Regions from separate parts of the Mus musculus genome. Here regions 2 and 3 are each linked to region 1. Evidence: chromatin loops called from intact Hi-C (ENCODE). Cell type or tissue: heart. All regions are shown on one strand.

Evidence for each region. A loop is a pair of places that touch in the nucleus more often than their neighbours do. Peaks named below come from ENCODE experiments on the same cell type or tissue, not always from the same donor. Only the 100,000 strongest peaks of a DNase experiment are listed, where the experiment ranks them.
Region 2: it touches region 1 in a loop (2.4-fold over the local background); 5 of 42 quality-filtered maps call a loop at or near these places.
Region 3: it touches region 1 in a loop (4-fold over the local background); 5 of 42 quality-filtered maps call a loop at or near these places.

The regions. Positions count from the first base shown.
Region 1 is chr14:63,266,909-63,274,908 of GRCm38, reverse strand. It overlaps a transcript of Gata4 not described here. Among named protein-coding and RNA genes, the nearest start is that of Gata4, 26 kb to the right of the region's middle. In heart, no CTCF peak of the experiment used is centred here; DNase peaks (open chromatin) are centred at 3,348, 3,878, 5,718, 7,598 and 5 weaker places; H3K4me3 peaks cover 5,373 bases; H3K27ac peaks cover 6,810 bases.
Region 2 is chr14:63,354,985-63,362,984 of GRCm38, reverse strand. Gm36165 (a long non-coding RNA gene) reads right to left here and starts at 4,313. Exons shown (of 4, transcript XR_874703.1): 1 at 4,140-4,313. Gm46458 (predicted gene, 46458) reads left to right here. Exons shown (of 2, transcript NR_168493.1): 2 at 2,105-2,982. It also overlaps Gm4151. In heart, a CTCF peak has its summit at 4,809 (motif pointing left); DNase peaks (open chromatin) are centred at 1,044 and 5,674; H3K27ac peaks cover 5,838 bases.
Region 3 is chr14:63,334,822-63,342,821 of GRCm38, reverse strand. It overlaps Gm4151. Among named protein-coding and RNA genes, the nearest start is that of Gm36165, 20 kb to the left of the region's middle. In heart, a CTCF peak has its summit at 4,293; DNase peaks (open chromatin) are centred at 181, 3,191, 4,081, 6,771 and 1 weaker place; H3K4me3 peaks cover 1,062 bases; H3K27ac peaks cover 6,630 bases.

The DNA of each region.
Region 1 (8,000 bases):
TAAGGAAAGGAGAGACCCTCTCCAAGTTTAGATCAAAACTCTATAAAAGACAGAAAGTATTGTAGTAGTTATTTACAAAAGGAGATACAGAGTTACCAGTGGAAGGGCAACTCTGCTTCTGGGGATAATCACAAAAGAAAGGAAAGCAGGGCACAGCAAAGATGTTTGTGCAGTGTTAAGAGAGTATCTGTCTCAATGGTTACAAGTAGCAAGATCTTCCCCAGGCAAGAACACCAAGTGCTGACTCAATAGCAGATGCTCAGTCCTGAAAACATATATGCAAGGAACATTATACAGACGATGCAGGTTCTTACTATTTAGGAATAGACATAAGTAGATATATATATACATACACTTACATACACACACACAGAGACACACGTTTGCATGTAACAACAATTAATGAAAAAAGGGTTATGACTGTGAAAGAGAGCAAGGAGGGGAATATGGGAGGATTTTGAAGGAGGAAAGGGAAGGAGGAAATGATGTAATTATATTATAATCTCAAAAAGTAAAGGAAACCATTTTTTAAAGTTGGCGACAGCTCAAACATATGTCAACAGATGGATAGAGACATAAAATGTGGTCTGCACACATGGGCTAGCACCATTTGGCCTTCAAGAGGATGGAAATGCTAGTGTGCGCTGCAATGTGGATGAAGTATGAGGATGCAGTGCTAAGTGGGATGAGTCAGTTACAGGTGTCTGTGGTTATCAAACTCATACAAGAAGAAGGCAGAGGGGCTGGGGATGTGTTGTGCGAGTGCTTACCATAGAACCACAGGCTGGACTACAGAATGGTGGGGTTTAGATCCCCTCAAAACAAAAAAAAAGCTCTGTGTTTCTTGTATGAGGCTGAGTTTGATCCCCAGGGCTGTCAGTTTGATATGGTGACATGTGCCTATAATCACAGCTGGTGGCTGAATCAAGAGTTCCAGCTCAGCCGGGCGTGGTGGCGCATGCCTTTAATCCCAGCACTCGGGAGGCAGAGGCAGGCGGATTTCTGAGTTCGAGGCCAGCCTGATCTACAGAGTGAGTTCCAGGACAGCCAGGGCTACACAGAGAAACCCTGTCTCGAAAAACCAGAAAAAAAGACCAAAAAAAAAAAAAAAAAAAAAGAGTTCCAGCTCATGTTAAAGCCAGCCTGGGCTAAAAGAGACCTGGTCTCAGGACAAAAAAAAAAGAAAGGAGGGAGGGAGGAAGGAGCAGGGCCAAAAAGGTGCATGCCTGTAATTCTAGCACTTGAAATGAGAGGCAGGAGGATTGGATGTTCAAATCCAGCCTGAGCTCCGTAGTAAAATCCTGTCTCAAATTAAAACTGGGGGACTAGAGAGATGGCTCAGCCGTTGAGAACATTTGATGCTCTCTCGGAGGAACAGAGCACCCATGTTGGTGGTTCACAACCACCTGTAACTCCAGCCTCAAACAAAGATACATACACGGACACATAACAAAAGCCAAAAATAAATCTATTTTTAAAACGGTAAAATGGGGGCGGGGGTGGAGTTTAAGAGTAGGGCTCTTGCTTGCTTGGTATGTTCCTGGCTTGGGTTCAACTCCAGTAATGAAAGAGACAGAGACAGAGACACAGAGAGAAACAGTGAGACAGAGATAGCAGGCAGAGACAAAGAGACAGAGGAAGGAAGGAAAAGAGACACACAGACAGAGAGGGAGGAAGGGAAGGAAGGAGGGAGGGAGAGAGAATGTGTCTGGAGGGGGATATGGTTGTATAGAAATGTCCTTAATGCCACTGACCCCTGCGGATTAAAGCAACTGAAGTAGTAACATTTGTATTGTGTTTATTTTATAATAACCACAGTAGAACTCACGTGACCAAAGCACTGGGCTGGTGACAGTTAGCCGGCTGGACAGAGAAGGCCTGTGCCTCATCATGTTCAGCTCACTCTTCAGGAATTTTAATGACCTGACGCTTCAGGGAGTTTTACATGGACATCTTCCTATTGAGTAGTTTCTGCAAGTCATATGGTAAGGGCAACACATAGAGACGGAGGGCCATGGTGGGCACCTTATTCATCACTCTGCAAATACTCAACAAACTTCTTGGAAGGGAGGGAGATGCGGTCCTGTCTCTTTCACATCTCCCCCTTTTCCTCCAGGCCTTCCTTCATCTCTCTCTTCCGGCGCCTATTTTCTCCTGGTAGACACCCCTGGCTTTTCAATTCTAGGTTCTTGTTCTGCATTTGGAGATCAGTAATAACTTGTCTGGATTCTCTCCACTATTCAGGGACTGTTTCAAGGACCCCGGGAAACTAAGAACTGGGAAATGCATTAAAGTATGCCGGCAATATGTTTATTCTTCTTGTTATTATTAAGAGGTTCCTCTGGGAGTCACCAACTCCACAGGGGCCATCTACCCTGAGTAAAACCAGAGGGATCTGTTTGCCTGGTTCCCACGGCTCACTCTGTGAACCTTTCTCTGTGCCTAACCCTGCGTTCCTGGGGCACTTGGGGGGCAGTGGAGATCCACATCCCTAGGAGTATTCAACAGAGCTGACAGTCACCTGGAAGAAGATTCCTGCTCAGGGAAGGAATAATTCCAATTCTCTTCCTATGCTAAGAGGCCACTGGTTATCACATGTTTAGGACTCAACTGATGGGGAAACCAAAGTGGATTCCATAGTTCCCTTGCTCCATGACTTGGCCACCTCTCTGAGTTTGGGGTACCTCACTCAAGGTCTTAACCTACACGCTGGAGGATCTGCTGCCCCTGGTGCTAACCAACAATGCTCTAAAACATCCACTGCTTTTCACTGTGCCATAGGCTAGGCCATAGGAGGAGACCCTCCTCCCCTCTGGCCTGTAGGACCACTTTTCTAAGGGCAAGCCTTGGGTACAGCAGCAGGTTGGGGGAGGAGCATTCTCCCAGTAAATGATGATGCCCTAGGAGTGTTCCGCCTGTGTGCAGTCCTTCTGAGTGACCTTGGGCAGACTCGGCAGAACCTCCTGGATGTGGATTTGCTTTAAAGAGAGAGAGAGAGAGAGAGAGAGAGAGAGAGAGAGAGAGAGAGAGAGAGAGACCAGCCAGTGCTTATGCCCCGACAGGGCTTTCTTCCACTTCCACACGTACCAAGGAGAAAAAGCCAGCCACCAGCCACGGGACTCGCTGAATTAATGAATCACTTTTCTTATCTATTTTTTGCTGTTATCTAATTCTGAGAGGGAAGCCGGGAGCAGAGGGAGTTGGGAGACGTAGCTCACAACGTCTCCCTCCCACCCGGCTCAAACAGGCTGGAATCTCTGGGCCTAGAGGCTGATCTGTCCCTGAAAGCTGGCCTCCAACAAGCTTGGAAGAGCTTCCACCTAGGGTGAGTCACCTCCAAATGGCCCTCCTGTCAGGAGGCCAGGAGAAACAGCCAGGGGATGGAAGCCACAGGAGCACTGTGCATGGTGGAGAGGAACCTGGGAAAGAGGGAACAGAAAGGCTTCCAGGGCGCCCACCCAGGCTTTGTGGGATAGGTGCTGGGGGCTCTTCAGCCTCTGCCTAGAGGAAAGAGAACAGATTATTTCTAGGACAACCTGCTGAGGTTCTCTCTCTCTCTCTCTCTCTCTCTCTCTCTCTCTCTCTTCTTCCACCTCTTCTGTTATTCTTTCTTACAGTTGGCTGGCATTTTAGTTTCTCTATTTCCTGGTTCATTGCCTGATTCCTGTAGTTGGAAACTAATGGCAATGGTTGGTCGCCACCCCACCCAAAAAAACCAGGGGAGTGGATGCAGGCTGACCACAGAAGCCAAGCAGATTGAAGCAGGTGCCACTGGGCCTTTGCTCCCTCCAGCAAACCCAGATCGGTTCGCTGGGGTCCCCTATGGTCACCCGTGTCCTCTGGAGGACTCAGGCAAGTCCTTTCCAGCCAGGCCACAGTTCACTCTGGAAGCGTTGGGCCAGGAAGTGTGCAGCCGATCCCCACCGGGCTGTATTGGTTAGTTGTGAATGGTTCTTTCGGGATTTGCGCCTCCTTTCTTTGCTCAAGCAGGGCAAGGGTCAGCCAGCTGCTGTGTGGGTTTGATTTTCATTGATTCCAGGGTCGTGTCTAGCTGGGTAGAGATGGGTCCTGTAGGTGTATGGAAGCAAGCATAAAGCATGCTTTCCGTTCACTCTATGTGAGGAGAAGCCTGGGGCTGTGTGGACTTTTGCAGCTGAGTCAAACCTACCTCTCTTTCCTTCTCAAGACAGAGGTGGTGGGTGCCAAACTTTGAATCCTATTATCCTAGGAAAGAGCTGAATAAGGGGAGTCAAGACAGCAGTGGTCTCTTTGAGAACAGGACTTGGAATAAGGAAGCCGGAGGCCTTGGAAGAACTGCAAACAACTCAGGTCCTTCCAGGCTGGCAGCGTTGCTGTCCAGACCTCCTCTACTTGCTCAAAGGCTGACAACAGACATCTGGGCATTTTTGATACTGGTACATCTTCTGGCACTGGGTAGGCTTTGGTGTCCAAGTGTCTAGATTCCCTTGTACCGGTGCAGGACACATTGCCTCTGCAAAGTAGAGATTATATTCCCCTGCAGTCAGTCCCTCTACCCCGGAAGCTAGCATGGACTTCCAGCAGTAAACTCAAAAGCTACCTGGAAATTTACCCTTCCCCTCTACCCTGTACTGTCAGCACACCACTTATTTCCTCCTATTCTCATTCCCCAGTACTCTCAAAAAAATTTTTTTTAATTAAAAAAAAATAAAGCGAAAAAGGCATAAAAAAATACATATACCGATTAAAGGAAAACCTTACTGTAAGGCTTGTATAACTTATGGTCACTTGTGTCCATTGTCCACATTGTTGGTATTGCTGTTTAGTAGTTGCAAATGGTTAGTTTCTGCTATCTTTATTTTGATAAATCAGTCTAGGGCAGATGGTATTTGAAAGCTCCCCTTTGTGAGCTTGTGTTTTACGGGCTCATTGCCACGGGTTTCGCTCTTCTAGGAACATGTTCTGAACATGTTTTTTGTAGTTTTGTATCGCATTTAGTGGGATCTTAAAAACAGTGTTCTGTGATTGGCACGAAAGAAATCCTCAAGAGCTGGTCCCGTTGTGTCTCTCGGGGCCAATCAAATACCCATTTCCAACGGCTTTCTAATGCCTGGTTCTGTTTGCACAGGAAGGGAAGTCACGGTTTGCACCCGTGAAGTCTGGGGAGGTTCAGAGCTGGGAACTGCCCAGAGGAAGGGGTTCGGGGCTACAGCCATCAATCTCCAGTTGTTTAAACATAACGCTAAGTGGAGACTCGAGGCAATTATCCGAATAATGGGGGAGGGGCACTTTCACCTGCATTATCCGGATCGAAAGTGCGGTGTGGTGACAAATCCGGGGCTTTTTAGGCCCTGGTGGTTCTCAGCGGTCTTGGGAATTTGAACGGCTTTTCTGTCGGTTCTGCAAAGGAAATTAAGGGAGATTTCTAGAAAGGCTTGACAGGCTATCCTGCAAGGGGGTGGGGGGAAGGCTGGGGGGCGCCGCGGGACTCCCGGATCTTGGGTGATAAAGGCAGGGGGCAGATCTAAGATCAACAAACCTAGCGGCGTCAGGCTTGGGCAGAGGGTAAGAAAGTTCAGAGATGGGCGCCGGGGAGAACCACAATCCAATCGGTCGGTCAAAAGAAAAAGAGGTGGGGGCGTCAAGCAGGGAGGGAGTAGGGGCGCGGCCGAGAGTCTTCTTGCCTGTAGACCGAGGGCCCCCAAGTGTCTGGCGGCGGGAGGTGGGGATAGAAACACCACCACCAGTTAAGTTTCTCAGGGGACAGAAAGTGGCACTCTTTAAAGGGGTGGATGCAATGTGGGTAAGGAGGTGGGGACTCTAAATAACACGACCTCAGAAAAAGCCTCTGTACTGCCCAACGAGACAGAACTGTCTCCAAGTGAGAGAAGTTACAAATGAAGACAGTATTATTAATGTTGTCTAGTTAAATCCTTGATGTGTGTCGCTAGGTAGCTCACAAACTCCTCTTGCGTCCTTGATTGGCTTGTTTTCCTCTCTCCCCGAACGAGGAGGAGAAAGATGGGAGAAATATGCCCAAAGTCTAGCCAAAAAGCTGAGACTAGTCGCTGAGTGACTCCTCTACAGATTAAGTCTCCTCGAGGCCCCGCGATCCGGGCAGCAGCAGATTGCGCGGATTGCCTGCGGAGCCTGGGCTTCGCGGACCTCCTCACACTGAATCTGAGTTGTGGTGGCCGGGCGGCCCGGTGGAGCAAAGTGACAAAGGCTTGAGCAGGGTCCCTTTCTCAAGGCTGGGAATGTCCCCGCAAACGGGTTCGCTACCACTTTACGTGCCCAGCTCACCACTTAGCTCTGGGTAGAAAATTCGATACCAGATTGCTCCTTTCAACCCTGGTGGCCCAAGTCTCTTTGGGGAGGGGGTGGAGATGGCGAATGGATGGGTCGTGGCTGAAGAATAATAGCTAGTCCGCTTCCTTGCTCGCAGGGTTGATGGGCTCGGACGCTTGGTCTACGGGCAAGAAAGTTTCAGCCGAGACCACTCTTGTGACCTACCTGGGCCATCGTGCTTTGCGCCTGAAACTCCTTGGCAGAACAAAGCCCATGAGTCGGATGACCTGGGACCGTAAGAAGAGCGGTCTGCCTTCTCTGCCTTCTCTTCTACCTGCTGCCCTCTCTTGCACCTCTCCAGGTGTCCTAAGTGGTACCCAAGAACTCCTCTCCAGGGCAGTTTCCTTTTCCCGCTTGGGGTTTAATAATAAAGACACTGAGGCTTCTGTATAGTATAATGCTGTTGGCCTGTTTGCCGGGGCAGTCCCTCCGCTAGCTCACCAGACTCAACCCGACTTCCTCCGCCACCGTGGCTCTCCACGTGGCTCTCTGCTCTACTTCTCTGCCCTGCTCCCGAACTCGTAGGAAACTTGGTACCCATTTCTTCCTACTTTGCGTCCGCCCTAAAAAAATTCCCAGCCAGAGTTGCTCGGTGGTAGCCCGCTTCCACAGAAAGGAAGGAGAGAAGCGTAGGTTTAGGGGTGATTTAGGTCAGTGTAGTAGCTTTCCAAGCTTTCCCTCAAATGTGCCCCCAACTTCTCAATACCCCTATGGAAAAACATTCAGTGGAAGGGACTTAGCCACCCCAGATCCATGACGCTATACACATAATCATTCAGGTCTTTCTATGGCCGAGATTAGTGCAATATTGAGAGAGTCACGATTAACACCTTAATACTAGGTAAGGTAAGGAGCCGGTTGATGAGTGGCCAGAGAAACTGGGACTAAGGAAAATTTCTTCCTTCATCTGCGTTCTTGGTTCCGGCCTCCTGCAAATCAGAAATGTCTTTGAAGATGTATATTTCTTGAACTTCGGGGAGTCTGGCTTGTCTAGAAGAGCGGAGTGACTTGGCATCCGCGTGCCGACATTCAGGGAAGGACACTGTCCCTCCATTCGCAACCCGATTCTTAACAAAACTCCGATCTTGGTAAAATTTCGATCTTAATAAAATTTCTGGCAGAGTCTCACAGTGCCGAGCATAGTGAAAAACTAGAGTGGTGGCTGCAAACACACACACACACACACACACACACACACACACACACACACACACACACACAGAGTTACCCCTAAGCAGCTACATCACTGAAGTACAGTGAAGGCTTGAGTGGACGCCGGCGCTGGTCCCTGGACCCAATGCTGTTGTTTCATTGGATACCGGGAAAGGGTGCTTCTGCCCTCTGCGCATCCTCCACCCCCCCCACCCCACCCCCGTCAGTCAGTCTTAGGAGCGTCTTTATTCATTCTGTACAATCTACTTAGCCTGGTTTTCTCCTTTCTCTCCCCATCTCTCCTTCTTCCTCTCCCTCCTCTTCTCTCTCTTTCTCTCTCTCCTACTCACCACCCGTCCCTCCTTTCTTCCCCATCCCCTCTTCTAACTCAGCTCAAGAATTTTCCTCCTCTGGTTTAATCGAAATTGTCTCCTTCATTTGATTCCCTTTCCTCCAGTTTTGCTCCTTAACTCGTTTACTGCCTGCCAGTTACCTTCAAATACACATTGCCTGCCTTTACA
Region 2 (8,000 bases), 88 kb before region 1:
ACAAGACTGTCTTCCTGTGATAGCTCTGGGTCACATAGGTCAGCTGGGGTTGGCAGCTGTCCACTCTCCCTGCTGCAGAGAGGGGTAGTGCTGGAGGCTCAGGTCTCTCATCTCACAGAAGACTGTAAACACTAAGCATCCACAGCTACTTTGCACAGACCCGGAAGCACCTTGCCCTCAGCTGGGGGCCTCGGGCCTGTCTGCAGCACCACAGCATGGAGGTCCTGCCCCAGGAACCAGCTTCCCTGTGAATGTGCTCACAGGGACCTTATGTGGGATGCAGTACAGCCCTCTCAAACTCTGTTCCCACAGCTTCTCATGACTTTTCTCATCTGCCCCACAGATTACACAGGGTCACTGTGAACCTTAATCTGTTCTGCAAGCAGAACATGTGCCTCCTTGCCTAGTCTTGAGTAGCTGTAGGCATTGGGCAGCACCATCATTGGTCTTTGTGTTAGTACCATTCTCTCTCTCTCTCTCTCTCTCTCTCTCTCTCTCCCTCTCCTCCCTGCCTCCATCCCTCTCTCTGTCTCTCTGTCTCTGTCTCTGTCTCTGTCTCTGTCTCTGTCTCTGTCTCTGTCTCTCTCTCTCTCTCTCTCTCTCTCTCTCTGTGTGTGTGTGTGTGTGCATGCATATACTTGTATACATGTGCCTGCAAGAGACCCAATGTTGATGTCAGGAATCTTCCTGGATTGCTTTCTACCCTGTTCAGTTAGGGGAGAACTATTAATCAAACCCAGTTCATCGTCAATACAGATACTTTTGCTAGTCAGAGAGCTGCGGGTATCCTGTCTCTGCTTCTGAGGTTGAAACTGCAGACACCCACCTGGCTTTACAAGGGTTTCTGGGAATCTGAACTACAGTCCTCAGACTTGCATACTAACAAGTTGAATAGGCCCTCTGGAACCTTGTTCCTTGGGGCTGTAATGACGAAGTCCCACAGGGTGACTTCCATGCAACTGAGGCTTATCACACTAAACAGTGGACACCAGGATGCCAGCATGCTGGAGTCCTACCCAGTGTTCTCTTCTGAGCTGTAGCTGGCAAGCTTCTTTGTCCTCACATGATGGAAAGAGGAGCAGAGAGCTCCCTGGGTCCCTTTTTATAAAGGCACAAAGCCCATTCATGAGGGCTCCAAGGCCAATTGCTTCCCAAAGACTCAACATGTATGGAGGGTCCATAGACATTCTGTTCACTGCAGCAGGACTTGTGGATAAGGCCCACGTGTGGTGATGGCCACATATTGACCGTGAGGACCTGTGGCAGAAGCTCACTGCCCTGGGCTTCTGTGTCTTGTTCTGTGTGTGGTGATTATACCACATCTTCTGCAGTAGCTGAAGGATCAAAAAGAGCTTTGTAAACTCCAGCCTCTGTTTTGTTTTGTTTTGTTTTATTTTGTTTTGTTTTGTTTTGTTTTGTTTTGTTTTGTTTTGTTTTGTTTTGTTTTGTTTTGTAAGGGTTATGGGAAGAGGGATGGGTAGGTAGATAGTGGTAGTTGCTGTTTTCATTGCTATTAAAGGTCCCAGTAAGTCAGTGACCCCCAGTTTTTCCTGGAACCAGACTCACTGGGGGTGTCTCCAGACTCATAGAAGGCAAAGTACCCCGCCCAGGGCCATCTGAGACTAGTTGTGAGGGGAAATGGGGATGGCACCTTGGAGAAGCATAGCCCACACTAATAGCATTCAGACATTCTCACTCTCTCTCTCTGCTGAGTGGCCTGCACTCAACTCTACCCTCTTCCCAGTGTCCTGGGGCCCACCATTTCAAGGGCAGTGACATGCATAGACACAGAAAGTGGAATGGTGGGGCTGATGGTGTGGGGATGTGAGAGATGCAGGGTGAGCATCTACAGAGTCCCAAGCCTCCATTTGGGAAGTGGAATAGATCTAGGAGTAAATGGTTAGACCTAAGGAATGTGCTCATGTCACTGGGGGTCCTCTTTAAAACCGTTAAGATGGTCACTCTGATACTGAATGTATTTTGTCATAATAAAATAAAATGTAAACAAAGCTAAGGTAAGTTCCTAACCTGAAAAAAAACAAACAAACAAACAAACAAACAAACAAAAAACTCAAAAAGAGTTTATGCAACTTCTTTCCTCTAGGTACAAACTCAGGAGGCCCTCTGTGACTGTGTTCTGATGAAGACTGGTCCCTCTAGCTGGACAGTGGTGGCGCATCCCTTTAATCCCGGCACGCAGGAGGCAGAGGCAGGCAGATCTCTGAGTTTGAGGCCAGCCTGGACTACAGAGCAAGTTTCAGGACAGCCAGAGCTACGCAGAGAAACCCTGATTTTCACAGACAAACAAACCAGGCTTGGTGTAGATCTCCAGTCCCAGCTACTCAGAAGCCTGGGGCAGAAGAACTGACAGCTCAAGGCTTTCTTGTTTTATTCAGATTGTTCAAAGCCAACTGGACAACTTGGTCAATGAAACAAGAACAGCAAGAAAACTGGGGAGGTAGCTCAGGGGTAGAGCCCTTGCCTAGCCAGAGGCAAGTTCAGGCCCTGATCTGGGCACAGCCTTCTATGACCTCTGCTCTACTCTGACTACTATAAGATGAACGGATTTTAGATTCCACGTGAGAGTGAGTGACAGGATGTGGATTCTGTTTCTCTGCCTGGCTAATTTCACTAAACATAAAGCCCTCGATTTCTCATCGTGTTGCAGCTAATGTCAGGCTTCCATGTTTCTATGACTGCAGAGCCTTCCTGTGTATTTGAGTTCCACTCCTTTATCCATTCACCTGGCAGTGGGCCTCATCATGCCAGCACCACTATGAATAGTGTCAAGGCCAGTATACTTTAAAAAAAATAAATGTCACTAGTTTCTATAGGACCGTCTTTGTAGGTATCAGGGACCATTTATCATAAATGGAGGTCTTTATGACTTTTTTCTACTCTTTCTTGAGTAAAACTATTTCTCCTCAAGAAACAAGCAACTGGGGAAGGGAAATCTTTTATTAAATATTTTGCTCTATTTCAGTCATAAGTGTGTATGTATAATGGCATAATGTGTATAATGTCATAATGCTATATGATAATATAGCATTCACTGTGAGCACATGACCTTGAGACTACAGTTATGGGGTTTGGAGACACCACACTGTTCACAGGGAAGAAGGCTGCTGTTCCAGGTGACGCCACCCCTGAGACTGTAGGTTCAGTCTAAGTCATCTCTTCTGAGCTTGACATCTGAGAGAAGTGTGCTGGATGGGTGGAGGTGTGAGGATGGACCAGTGGCTATGTGTGTGTGGGGGGGCTCTAACTCTTGTCCTTTCTCCACCCTGCCACTCCAATCCCTCTCCTGTCTCTGTAGCCTCCTGGCCACCACCTCCACCTCCCTCCTCACAGCTTTCTCCTCTGGCAGGGTGGCTATCTGCGACCCATCAGCTGAACAAGGCATTTGTCAACTCTAATGGATGGAGAGCCCAACCCTGACATCCTTCATGCATCCCCAGGGGCTTTGATCTTCTTGTCTACACACATAAATGAGAGGACTACTGAGGCATTCAGGATGAGGCACCAGGAATGTCTTTGCAGAGGTGCTTTGGCCTGCAGAAGATAAGAGTAATGAGCTGCCATCCCAGGCCATTAGGGCCAGAGCTCCAGGGGACTCTTCATGGAAAAGTTAGTCAGGAGGCTGGCTTCAAGGGATCTCCCTGTCATTACTCCTTGTTGGTGTTTATATCTGTGGGATGTAGATGAAGAGGCTCGTCCCTCTGGTACCGCCTTCCCTCCTCAAAGATTACACTCAACTGTGGTTGACACTTGCCAAGGTCTCCCTGCCCAACATGGGGTCACGTATGGTTACTGTCAGGGGTTTTGGAGTTGGGGGCTTGTCGGGGGCAGGTATTTCTAGGGCCTGTGGAGTCATAGCTGGCTTAGGAAAGTTTTCCATACTATTGCAAACCTGTCTGGTCTCTTCCATCTTACTGCATCTTTTGAAGGACCAAAAAAGAAAAACAGGATTACTGTCCTCACTGAAGTCCAAACATGAGATTGGCAGGAGTGAGTGTTTGTGGATAGGGATACTTTGAGTGGACACTCAAATGATCAAATGGCATCAGTGCGGCAGACAAAGGTCCCATGATTGGTCGGGAGAGCAAGCAAAGCAGCGGTTCTGATCTCGCAGCACTGACCTGTCTGTTCAGCTCCCTCCATTGGCTGACAGGCTCACACCATGTGTGTCACTGGGACAGGTGTGTGGTGACAGGACACATCCCAATGGTCTGCTTTCTTCCTCCATGAGCTCAGCTTCCAGCAGGATTTCTCTTTCGTACAACAGCTTTCTATGAAACTGGAAGTGGTCCTGCAAAGCCATTCTCTCCCCCTCCCCCTCCCCATCCCTCTCCCCCTCCCCCTCGCCCTCCTCCTCTCCCTCTCCCTCCCCCTCCTACCTCTCCCTCCCCTTCCTACCTTCCTCCTCCGTCCCCCCTTACATTTCCATACTTTCAGTATCACTAGGATATCCTTACCTGTCCCCTCCTGAATGTGTCTGCTAATGGGTGTCTCACTTCCATCTTTGACTTGTTGGCTGCTTTGAGTTCTTTCTGTGTTGGGCTCATACCTGTTTGCCCAAAATACTGATAGGATGCTGGGCTTTCCTCCTGGCCCTTGGCTAAGCAGAACAAGCACAACTCGTGTCCATGGTTCTTATGTGGTCCATGAAAGGTCTTGCTCTATTCCTGTCAAATGGTGAGAGGATTTTTTTTTTTCTATTCCACTCACTTTACCCAGGCCAACACTAACTCTCAGAGAGCTTTCCTATGGATTAGAAAGATGCACTTCCCACACTACTGCCACCTGGTGGACATATGCTGTAATGATCCTGTGAAGGCCAGTGCCCAAATGCCTTGCTTTGCTTTAAGTGTCAAGAGGCCCATTAAGGAACCTTGTCACAAGTGCCTACTGAAGCCTAGCTTTTCCTACTTTTTCGCTGTCTAAAACACTTCAGTCCCCACTGGGATCACCCTCCCCTGTCCTCATAGCTCACTCTCTGGATCAAACCTGCTAAGGGGCCCCATCCTATACCGTTATGTTTGTAATATCCTTTCTTTCATTCAACAGCTTCTGAGTGGGGACTTGCATAGACCCCATTGTCCCTAGAAGTCACATACAGAGTCAACATTGGTTATCACAGCCCCTACCTAATCTGGAAGTCCTCTTTGTGGCTACCAGTTCTGTGGGGCCAGCTACTACCATAGAGCGCAGATTGGCATGTGTCAGCTGCCAGGTCATGGTCCTTGACAGCATTAAACATCCTTCCTGGGGCTGTGATACTCTCACCTGTAGTTTGGGAAGGAGAGCCTGTCCTGTCTTTATTCCCAGGGACACAAGGTCACATACACACAATGGGTAAATGTAAGAACTGTCCCTGTCTGGAGTCACTTTCTGTCCCTGATCATTGTCTAGAAGAGGGATCTAAGTTTTAGCCACCATCTATCCCTGCTGTACCCAGAGTTTGCTCAGCCTGGCTGGTTGGCAGGGTCTTCCTTAGCTGCAGAAAGAGTTAGGAGAACTAGGAAGGCCCTTCAGATGCCAGGAATTCTTTACAACATGTCTATTTCAGTTGCTACATTGCTGCCTTAAATTACTGAGATGCCGGGGCAGCCAGCCTGCCTCTGACCACTCATGTGCCTCCCATCCTAGCCCTGACCCTATCCTCCTCAGTGCCCTTCGTGGGCATCACAGCCCGAGACAGTCTGAGCCTGGACTCTATCCAGAACAGAGCCAGGATAGGGCCCAGCTCTCCTCAGAGCATTTGAGCCAATTAAAATGACAAATGACTGAAGCTTATCTTGCCTCCTCTGCCTTCTCCCCCTCCACTCTGCATTTAGACCTTCCCTTCCAGGGAAATGGGCTGGGAACACCTTCCCTCCTCCAGGCCTGCGAACCTTCCAAAGTTGGTGATGACGTGACGCATGGCTGTTCCTCTACCTCCCCACCAGACCACTAGTGTTCTGGGAGCCTTGCTCTACAATGGAGAACAAGGAAGAGGCAGAGGAGATGGGGAGAAAAATAAGACCACTGGCTCAAAATCTTTTAGACTGTGTGTGTGTGTGTGTATGTGTGTGTGTGTGTGTGTGTGTGTGTGTGTGTGAGAGAGAGAGAGAGAGAGAGAGAGAGAGAGAGAGAGAGAGAGACCATTAGTTTGGGGTCAGAGGTTGATGTCTTCCTCAGTCATCTTCCATCTTACTTTTTGAAACAGGATATGTCGCTAAATCCACAGCTTACCGGATCACTGATTTGGTAGAGTGGACCAGGGATATGCCTGTCTGCCTCATTGCACCTGGCTTTAAAAAAAATAGGTTGTGGATTCAAACTCAGGTCTTCATACCTGCATGATGAGCACTTTACAGCCTAAGCCATCTCCATAGCCCAAAAAAACTGGGTTTTTTTGTTTGTTTGTTTTGTTTTGTTTTGTTTTTACGGTAGAAATCCTTGGAGCTTATTTTAAGCTCTGGCCTTGGGCTTTAGAGTTCTAACAAAAGGTGGTATAATCACAGCAAGGATGACCATCCCCCATGCCTGCCCAGGAAAGAGGCAGGAGACAGTCACATGCAAGCCCATCTCTCAGGTAGGCCATCTCCAGTGGGAATTCGTCCATCAGGGAGACCCTTCTGCAGGAAGAGGCCCATCTCAGGGGAGGACTGTCTAGAGCGGAGGCCAGCAGGTAGAAATAAGAGATGTGGATGGTCTGTGACTCGTGTTCGTCAATCTCGTGCCTGGTACCCCCACCTCAAGGCATCTGTCCTAACTTCCCTAGGAAGCAGAACTTCCACCTCTGCATTTAGCCGATTTAAAGGTCTCCACTATCATCAACAAGACGTTCATTTAAGATCTAAATGGAAGTCTAAACACAGCCCTTTGCTTTTATCATGCCCCCAATGGACTCCTGCCGATCCTTCAAAACCCAGTCCGATTACTCCCCCGTTTATGTGCCCTGCCCTCTGTGAGGCTATAATTACTTCATTGAGTTCATTGGTATTTTCATAACTGTCTGCTACATGCCAGGCACACCGTTGGCCCCGTGAATGGCTGAATAACTAGGAGGAAGGAAATTCTTCCCTCTTCTAGGCATGTGCTTAAGTTGAAAGAAGCAAACAGAAATTTCCTTAAAACTAAGCCAGGTGGGTCCTCAACAGTAGATCCAAGGCTGTCATTGGGGTACAAGCCTGTAATCCCAGCACTGAGGCAGGAAGGTTGCGAGTTCAAAGTCATCCTTGGCTACATCCTGAGTTCAAGGTAAGCCTGGGCTACTTGAAACTGTGTCTCAAATCAACAACAACTGAAAGCAAACAGAACAGACCACTACACACACACACACACACACACACACACACACACACACACACACGGCCTCCTTTGGTTTCCTGTGCTGAGTTTTGTATGTGGCCTCCAGGTAGGTTCAACAGGTGTGAAAGTTCCTCTCTAACACACAGCTTCATGCTGAATGCTTCTCTTTCTGATAGAACTTGGGGCTCACAGGTCCCCAGCTTCTTGGGTCTGAGCTACTGCAGTAGACTTCTAGTTGACCAACTACTAACATAGCTTCCTAGGCTGACCTCCTGGGCACCACTGTGAGCCAGGCAAGCACCCACTTCCCACGGAAATACACAGTTCAGTGCAGGCCCAGTTATGGGTCCTGGAATGATGGGGCTAAGAAGAGCTCAGGGATCCATCAGTTAGCCATGCACGGAGATGGTGGTGGCCCTCCCTGCACAGGGCAGGGACACAGTTTAGACAGTGGGCTCTCAGAAACCCAGCACAATCAGCAGATTGTACACTCCTTGCCTGCTTAAAGCATGGATGGATGCTCAACAATGGCCAACCACTGCACTCCCTGCTCTTCAGGTCTGGGTGCTGCACCACACTCAGACATGGCCTGCGGTAGTGACGCTAGTGTTGTGATTGATGGAGGCAGAAATTAGTACACATGTGAAGCATGCTCTGTGTCCATGTGTCCATGTGTCCATCCCTCGTACCTGTGGCCTCACATG
Region 3 (8,000 bases), 68 kb before region 1:
TGGGAATGTGGTGGAAACAGGAATGACAGTCCTTGCCTGTGAGGCTTGCCATCGATGAAGGGGACAGGAGATTATCCAATAATAATGACAAAACCTAGCTAGTGCTATCCAGAGATCTGTGGAAAACAGAAAGCAAAGAGGGTGCTAAATTGGGGGTGTGGCCAAGAATGAACATGCTTTTTCCGCAAGGAGGTCACTGACTTCCCAAATGAGTCACTATTCTATGTGCAGAATTGCAAATCCCAAGAGAGAAAGGAGAGGCGGGGTGAAAGACAAGGTCAGAGACCAGAGAGAGGAGGGGAGAGTCTCCAGGCATTGTATGAGGAGGCAGAAATCAAAGGCCAGGTGGGGCTCTGATAACTCTCTAAACAAAGCTGTTTGTTCTGGAAGAGGAGAAAGCACTTTAATGTTTGTAAGAATTTTCCAAGAAACCCTGCTAGACCCTCTACCATCCTGGAAATCAGCCACTGGGATGGGGGAGGCATAAGAAACGTGACTGAGCAGAGGGATGCCTCGGAAATGTCACCTGAACCCCAGGAACCAACCAAATGAATCCTAAACATGAAACTTGACAGGAAAGAAAATCATACTCCCCTTACTAAAGCAAATCTGGACGCTATGCCTCTCCTGCTCTGTGATTCCCACTTCTCCCCGGGCAGCCAGCATTCTCAGAAGACACTAAGCAAGTTAAAGTGTGTGCACTTAACCACACATATATGGTCTTTTAAGTAGACTGAATAGAGGGGTCATGGGTGAGGTTTTACTCTGTCCGGGTAGGAGGATGCAGGACTTCAGGCAAAAGAATTTTTTTAAAGGCTGCCCCTAAAACACACCAGCTCCAGCCAGGCATGGCGCCGTGTAGACTCATGATCCCAGCTACTGGGAAAGCTGGGAAAGAAGAATGAAGAGAGTCAAGGCAACATGAACAATTTATCAAGACCCTGTTTCAAAGTGAGAACAAAATAAAGGCTAAGGGTAAAAAGCTCACGGTAGAGCTTGCCTAGTGTGCAAAAGGGCCTGATTCAATCCCTCTCTCTCCCTCTCTCTCTCTCACACACACATACACACAATCTCTGTCTCTTTCACACACACATCTGCACACGTACTCACATACATATACACACATACACACACTATCTCTCTGTTTCTCTCTTTTACACACACATCTGCTCACATACTCACATACATATACACACACACATACTCACATACAGACACACACAATCTCTCTGTCTCTCTCTCTCTCTTACACACACATCTGCTCACGTACTCACATACATACACACACATTCTCTCTCTCTCTCACATGCACAGTCTCTCAAACAGACACAACTGCACACATATATACATACATATATATACATACACACATACATACACACACATACTCACATACAGATACACATTCTCTGTCTCTCTCACACACACATACACAAAGTTTCTAACACAAGCACATTCTCTCACAAATACACATATAGACATACTCTCTCACACACATACACACACACTCTCTTTCACACACACACACACACTCTGTCATACACACAGCTACACATGCAAACACAAACACATAAACACCCATACACACACACACACACACACACACACACACACACACACACACACACACACACGTAAGAAGGGAGGAAGGGAGGACAGAAAGGAAAACTTCATGGAGAATCCAAATGAGCACATGCCTCAGTTGGAATGCTTGAATAGGACTCACAAAGGCCGGAGTTCAATTCCCAACACCATATAAACTGGGGAGAGGTGGTACACACCTATAACCCAAGTTCTTGGAAGGTAGAGGCAGGAAGATCAGAAGCTAAAGATCGTCCCTAGCTATATAGTAAGTGTGAAGCCAGCCTGGGCCACAGGAGCTGTCCAAAGAGGATAAATAAATAAACAAACAATAGCCTTAATGGTAGAATTCAGGGGATCAGTCCCCAGGATGGGAAGGAGATGCTCACTGAGCACCTGGAAGACCCTGAGGAGTGAAAGTAGCCGATGTGATGGAGCCTGCAGCCCTGCCCTGTTCCTAAGCCTCCCTTCATCCCAGGAATGTGTGTTTAAGACAAAGCCAAGCGACTTATCTTCTGCCTCTTGATGTCATGGAAAAAGGCTTCAATTTGGACGCAAAAGACCTAGATTTAAATTCTAGTCATAGGCAGTGGCTTTGATTGCCAGGTTGGCACAGTGCTCTTCCTGGAAGGTCTTCTAAGGCCTGGCAAGAACCTAGTAAACAGAATTCCCACATGTACTCCTGGTCCGTGGAACTTGCTGGTTTAGCTCTGGGGCTCAACTTCAGGTCTGATAATGCCATGGTGGGACAAGCTGGATACCCAGTGGCCCAAGATCTCCAGTGGATCGATGTGGTCAGACCTCTCTCCAAACCTGTCACATTCTTAGGCAGCACGCTGACGTGTATAGGTTTAACAGGACTTACCCTGTCTGGTGCCACACTGCATAGGTAAAACTCTGCTTAACATGAAGCATTTAAAGTGGGCGGTGATGGCACACACCTCTAATCCCAATATTTAGAAGGTTGAGTCTGGAAGACTGTGTATTTGAGAGCAGCCTATGCAATAAGTTAAACAAATATCAAATAAGACCCAAATTGGGGCTTGCTAATAACACTTTGTCTGGAGCGCTTGAACAGACTTGCTATCCACATACTCTGGCTCTACAGGCAGTGGGACCTCTCAATACTTGCACATGTGTCCAACCTTTGGACATCGGAACACAGTGTTGAATTTACAAAGCTCGGGCTTGAGAATGTCCCAACCGAGTCACAAAAGTAGACCTGATGGTGTTTTAAGTCACTTTACCATTTTGTGTCGGGCTACACTCACTGCTGTCCTCAGCTTCTGTTTGGCAGGCTGGACCTGCCTGGAGCACACTTGTTATTTCTTTTGAGAGATCAAGTAAGAACTGGAGACTCGGTGGCTTCCAGATGAAGGCCAACTCAGAGCCATGGGATTCTTCCTCTACTCTGCTCCAACTGTCAGAAAAAAGGGACACCAGGACACTGGCCTCAACCTTCCTTCCACTCTGGCCCGCACACCCGTTCCTCACATTAGGTTTGGAACAAAGTCCCCAAGAGCTAAATTATTCATAGCTTCTAACTACTGAGCACATTCTGAAGACCAGACTCCTAGCCATGTCCTCTGCACAGCTCCACCCCACCACCCCATCGAAACTGCCACCTCACATGCTCTCCTGCCTCACGGTGACCTTGCTGAATCTAAGAAATGAAGTCAAGTACACTGCACAGGGCCCGCTCAGCCCCGAGTGGGCTTCATTCCCGGTCAGCCAGATGTTCTTCCCAGGATGCTTTGCGATAACTGCAACCACAGCGCACGTGTGTGTGTGTGTGTGTGTGTGTGTGTGTGTGTGTGTGTGTGCGCGCGCGCGCGCGCATATGCACACACACATACACATGTGTACACACAGGCCATCTCTATATGAATAAACTCAATCCCCAGAGGGCCAGCAGCAGGGAACACACAAAGCTTCCCTGAGAAGTTGATCACACTAAGGTTAGGGCCTGGGTGCTCGGACTGGTTTTAACCCAGATTGTCCCAGTATGTTTATCTGGCTCCTGCCAAGCCTGACCCTGGTGGAGTCTTCAGAGGATGACAGACATGAAAAACAACAACAACAAAAAACCCAGGGTGGCCCTGGGCTCACCTTTTGCCAGGACCACATAGGTGTGCTAAGTCCCAGATCTCACGGAGAGAGCTCAAAAGTCCTTACCACGTTCCTCACTCAGCCTCTCAGCTCTGAGGGACGCTAGTCCTTGGATGCCAGAAAGAAAGGCCAGGAATTGTGGCGGGGAACCCACCCCATTGTGGCGCCCACAGTGGCCCAGCTGTTAGGGGGAACGGGGTGAATTCTCATGAGAATTCTGATAAATGGGTTCCTCCACCCCTCCCCCTCCCTCAATTAAAGCGGAGGCTGTCGCAGCCCCGGTGCAGAAACCACTTCCAAGCCAGGCATGACATCAACATTTCAGTGATAAGGGGTGGACAATGGGGTGTTAGACTAATAGAAAAACAGCAGTGGATAAGGCCCGGCTCCTGATACTCAGACTGATGGGAAATACCATTGTCTGTCGGGTGTCAGCTGAGTCCCAGGGCGACAGGGATTCCAGAGGCGTGGGGGGGAGGGGACAGGAGGAGGGCGGAGGGCAACAGGAGGGGATCCAGTGAGCAGAGAGGCCACAAGTGATACAGAGCCAAGTCTTGCAAATTATGGGAGACTAGAGCCGCCTGGCGCCTGGCGTATCCCTTCCCAGAAGCCAGCGGGGTGCGCCGGCAAGCCTTCATCCTGGGTCTGAGCACCTTTCTCTATTCTCTTCTCAAGACACGTGCCTGACCTCCCTAACGGGTGCACCTGGTTCTTAGTGCCACAAGGTTTATTTTATTGTTTGCAAAGCTGAGGATCAAACCCAGTGTCTCACGTGTGCCGGGTAAGCACTCTACGGATTGAACTACATCCTAAAGAGCAGTTTCCACAGAATTTTAAATGTTTGATCAAAGTAAGTTACAAACACGGTGGTTGTACTTGAAGACAGTTAATTATATATATATGTATATATACACATACACATACATATATATTTAACAACGGAAGAAAAATAATGAGTATCTTACCATCTACCACCTCCCTCAGCACCCCTCTCTCAGGCTCCGCCTCCCCTGGAAATCGGTGTTAGATCCTAGCTGCAGTTCCAGTTGTGAGGCTTCATTTCTTCTGTGTCTTTCCCTTCCAAGCTGCAAACTTCCTCCCCCACACCCGTTCAAAACCATTGCAATGTTTGAATTAAATAGTCATCACTGGTTATTCTGAGAATAAAAATATTTCTATGCATTTCTTGGATCTTTGTCCTCATCTGAAGCTACGCTTCTTTTCCTGAACACTGGCAGTCTGGCTCCTTGGTGAGGACTAGTTTTGACTTGCTGAGGTACTGGATTCTAGGTTGGAAATCAGTTTTGCTTTGTGTGCCTATAGGACTGAATCTGTGGCTACTTCCTAGCCTTGGCAAGCCCAGCCTAGCCCCTCTTCATTTCCCAACCTTCTCATTGGGGGCTTCCATGTTGGTATCATGTAAAGTATGTCTTTCTCCTTCATCGTACTGGACAGAAACACATGCTGCTCAGCCGTGAGAAATGTTTATTATTTCTTGGCTGGTTTCTGCCTCTGCCCATGGTTTCTCCGTTGCTGTTCTAGGGTTTCTAGTAGCCAGGACATTAGAAACCTGCCCAGGTACTTCAATCTTCCTGTTTCTACTTTCCTGGGAGTTTCTTCAGCTTCGCCTTTATCTGGCCCTACAAATTCTACAAATTTTCCCTATTGAATTCTGGCCTTCCCTTTTCTGTGTGATGTGGTCTTATACCTTCCCAGTCTTGTTAATCAAGACAATATCATATTTAAACAAACTGATTAAACATAGGTTTCTATGGGTTTTTCTTCTTCTTCTTCTTCTTCTTCTACTTCTTCTTCTTCTTCTTTCTTCTCCTCCTCCTCCTTCTTCTTCTTCTTCTTCTTCTTCTTCTTCTTCTTCTTCTTCTTCTTCTTCTTCTTCTTCTAACACTATTTGGTTACCTCTCAATTCTTTGTATACCACTTTTTTTTTAAATTTTATTTATTTTATTATTATATGTAAGTACACTGTAGCTGTATTCAGACACACCAGAAGAGGGAGTCAGATCTTGTTACGGATGGTTGTGAGCCACCATGTGGTTGCTGGGATTCGAACTCTGGACCTTCGGAAGAGCAGTCGGGTGCTCTTACCCACTGAGCCATCTCACCAGCCCTGTATACCACTTTTTTATAGGAAAGTTTTTTTTTTAATTATTTTTAGCATCACAATATTTTCATAATACACTCCATACTTGAATCCTATTTGCCCCCTGTTGCCAATCCCTAGAAATTAAATATCTGTGTCTTTTGTTGCCTTTGCTGGGATGGTGGCCCTTTGCACGCTGGTCAAGTTCTGGTCCACTAAGCCGCATGCTCAGCTGTAACCTCCTCTCTACTCTTTCTGTTTCTCTCCCCTCCACTGATGGACCATGAGGGGTGAAGAAAGGTTTGATAAACTGTACACATTTTACAAATGGGAGTCTTGTATATCATGTCCCATTTTTTTAGCTGAACAAGAAGAAAGTATTACATAAGTAAATGCATATGGGAAGCCACGTGATCCTCATGTTTATTTGATTGCCTCAAGCTGCACACTTTCATACATAGGACGGTTAGGAACTCTCTTGTTCCAGTCATATTATTTATTTATTTCAGGAAGAGGGTGTTAAGGGCAGCAGGTCTCATGTAGCCCAGGCTAGTCTTGAACTCACTACATAGCTGAAGATAGCCTTGAACTTCTGATCCTCCTGCCTCTACTTTTCTAGTGCTGGAATTAAGTCATGCACTAGGTTTTAGTGGGTGCTGGGGGTTGAACCTAAGGCTTTGTGCATGCTAAGCAAACACTCTGTCAACCGAGCTGGAACTTTTTGTATGGTGATGCTGCCTCTGGCTGCTTATCAGCGCCTGTTGATGTGTTATTTGTATTAAATTAGCACTTCCTCCTTCATTAGGTTATCCAGATACCCAGAAAACAAAAGGGAAGTGCCAGTGGCGCTCCTGAGACTGGAAGGATTCCTTCTTAGGAACTCAAGTCGGACTGAAACATGAAGGTGCAAGAGCAGCCGATGTTTGGCACTGGGCTGAAGCACACTGAGTTATTTGGCTGGTCATACATACTCAGTGGGGAAGCTCAGGATGTTCTGGAACAAGCACAGTATTTGGAAAGGTTCAACTTTATGCTTGGAAGCAGGTTGTAATCGGAGAGCCTGTGTATCTCTTAGCTCTTCAGGAACGCCCTCTGTAGTAACAATTCGTTGCCTGCTTTTACACAGTTGAAACCGACTGTAGTTGGGAGCCCCTTCCCTCTTCCACTTGGGAGAGACTTAGGACTTAGGAGAGAAAAAGACTAGGAGAGTGAGACAGCAGTCTCTCCAGTGCCTGTCATGGTAGCCAGAGCCTCGCCCATATCGGCAGCTACAAGTGGCAGCTGAGCCCAGCCACTCACTTCCTCCTCTCTCAAGGCTTGTGTGCCGGGGTCCATCCATTCTGTCTGTTCCTGGCCCTTTGATTCCTTCAAAGAGCAGAGTTCTCAGGGCTGGGCATGTAGCTCAGCTGGTCCATTGCTTGTGTGACATGCAAGGAGCCCTGAGTTCACTCCATAAAACAGGGTGTGAAGGAGCTGGCCTCTAATCCCAGCACTTGGGAGTGGAGGCAGCAAGCTCAGAGGTTCAAAGTCAGAAGTTCGGGGTCATCGTTGGCTGTTTCATGAGTTTGAGGCCAGCTTGGGATACAAGAAGACCCTGTCTCAAAAAACAAAACCAACAAGAGCAACAACACCACCCCAAACTAAAGCAACAACAAAGAATTCTGTACCGTGGAGAGAAAGTGGCTTCTCTAGCTTATCTGTGCTACCCACATCTCTGCTACAAGATAGCACCCTTATCTTCTTGTGTCCAGCCCCATCTCCAGCCCCGATGTCTGTGCCTTCTTGAGGCTCTTGAGAAGAAAACTCACGTGGAGGAGATGCCTCCAGTATTTGACTGAAACACTACTCTGCTTCCGCCAAACTCTGAGGAACACCCTCCGCGGGAACTTTTCTGTCGAAATGCAGACTGCCAGGCATCACAGCACGGCCCTGCCTTGGTACATAGTTGGCACTTAATAAATACTATGGGATTTGTTTAACTAGACTTCAAATATGTAGCCCCTGACCGCATATGGTTTACTATCCAAAAAAAAGTGGCCAGAGGACTGTTTACATAAAATCAAAGATATGTTTTCAAATACTAAGACAAAGAGATGGCTTTTAAAATAATTAATCAGGAGGAATGCTGGGTGGCCAGTCACTCAGTGCATGCTCACCAGACATCTGCGGAACTGAGAGGATCACCCAGACAAGTGGAGGTCACCCCTTT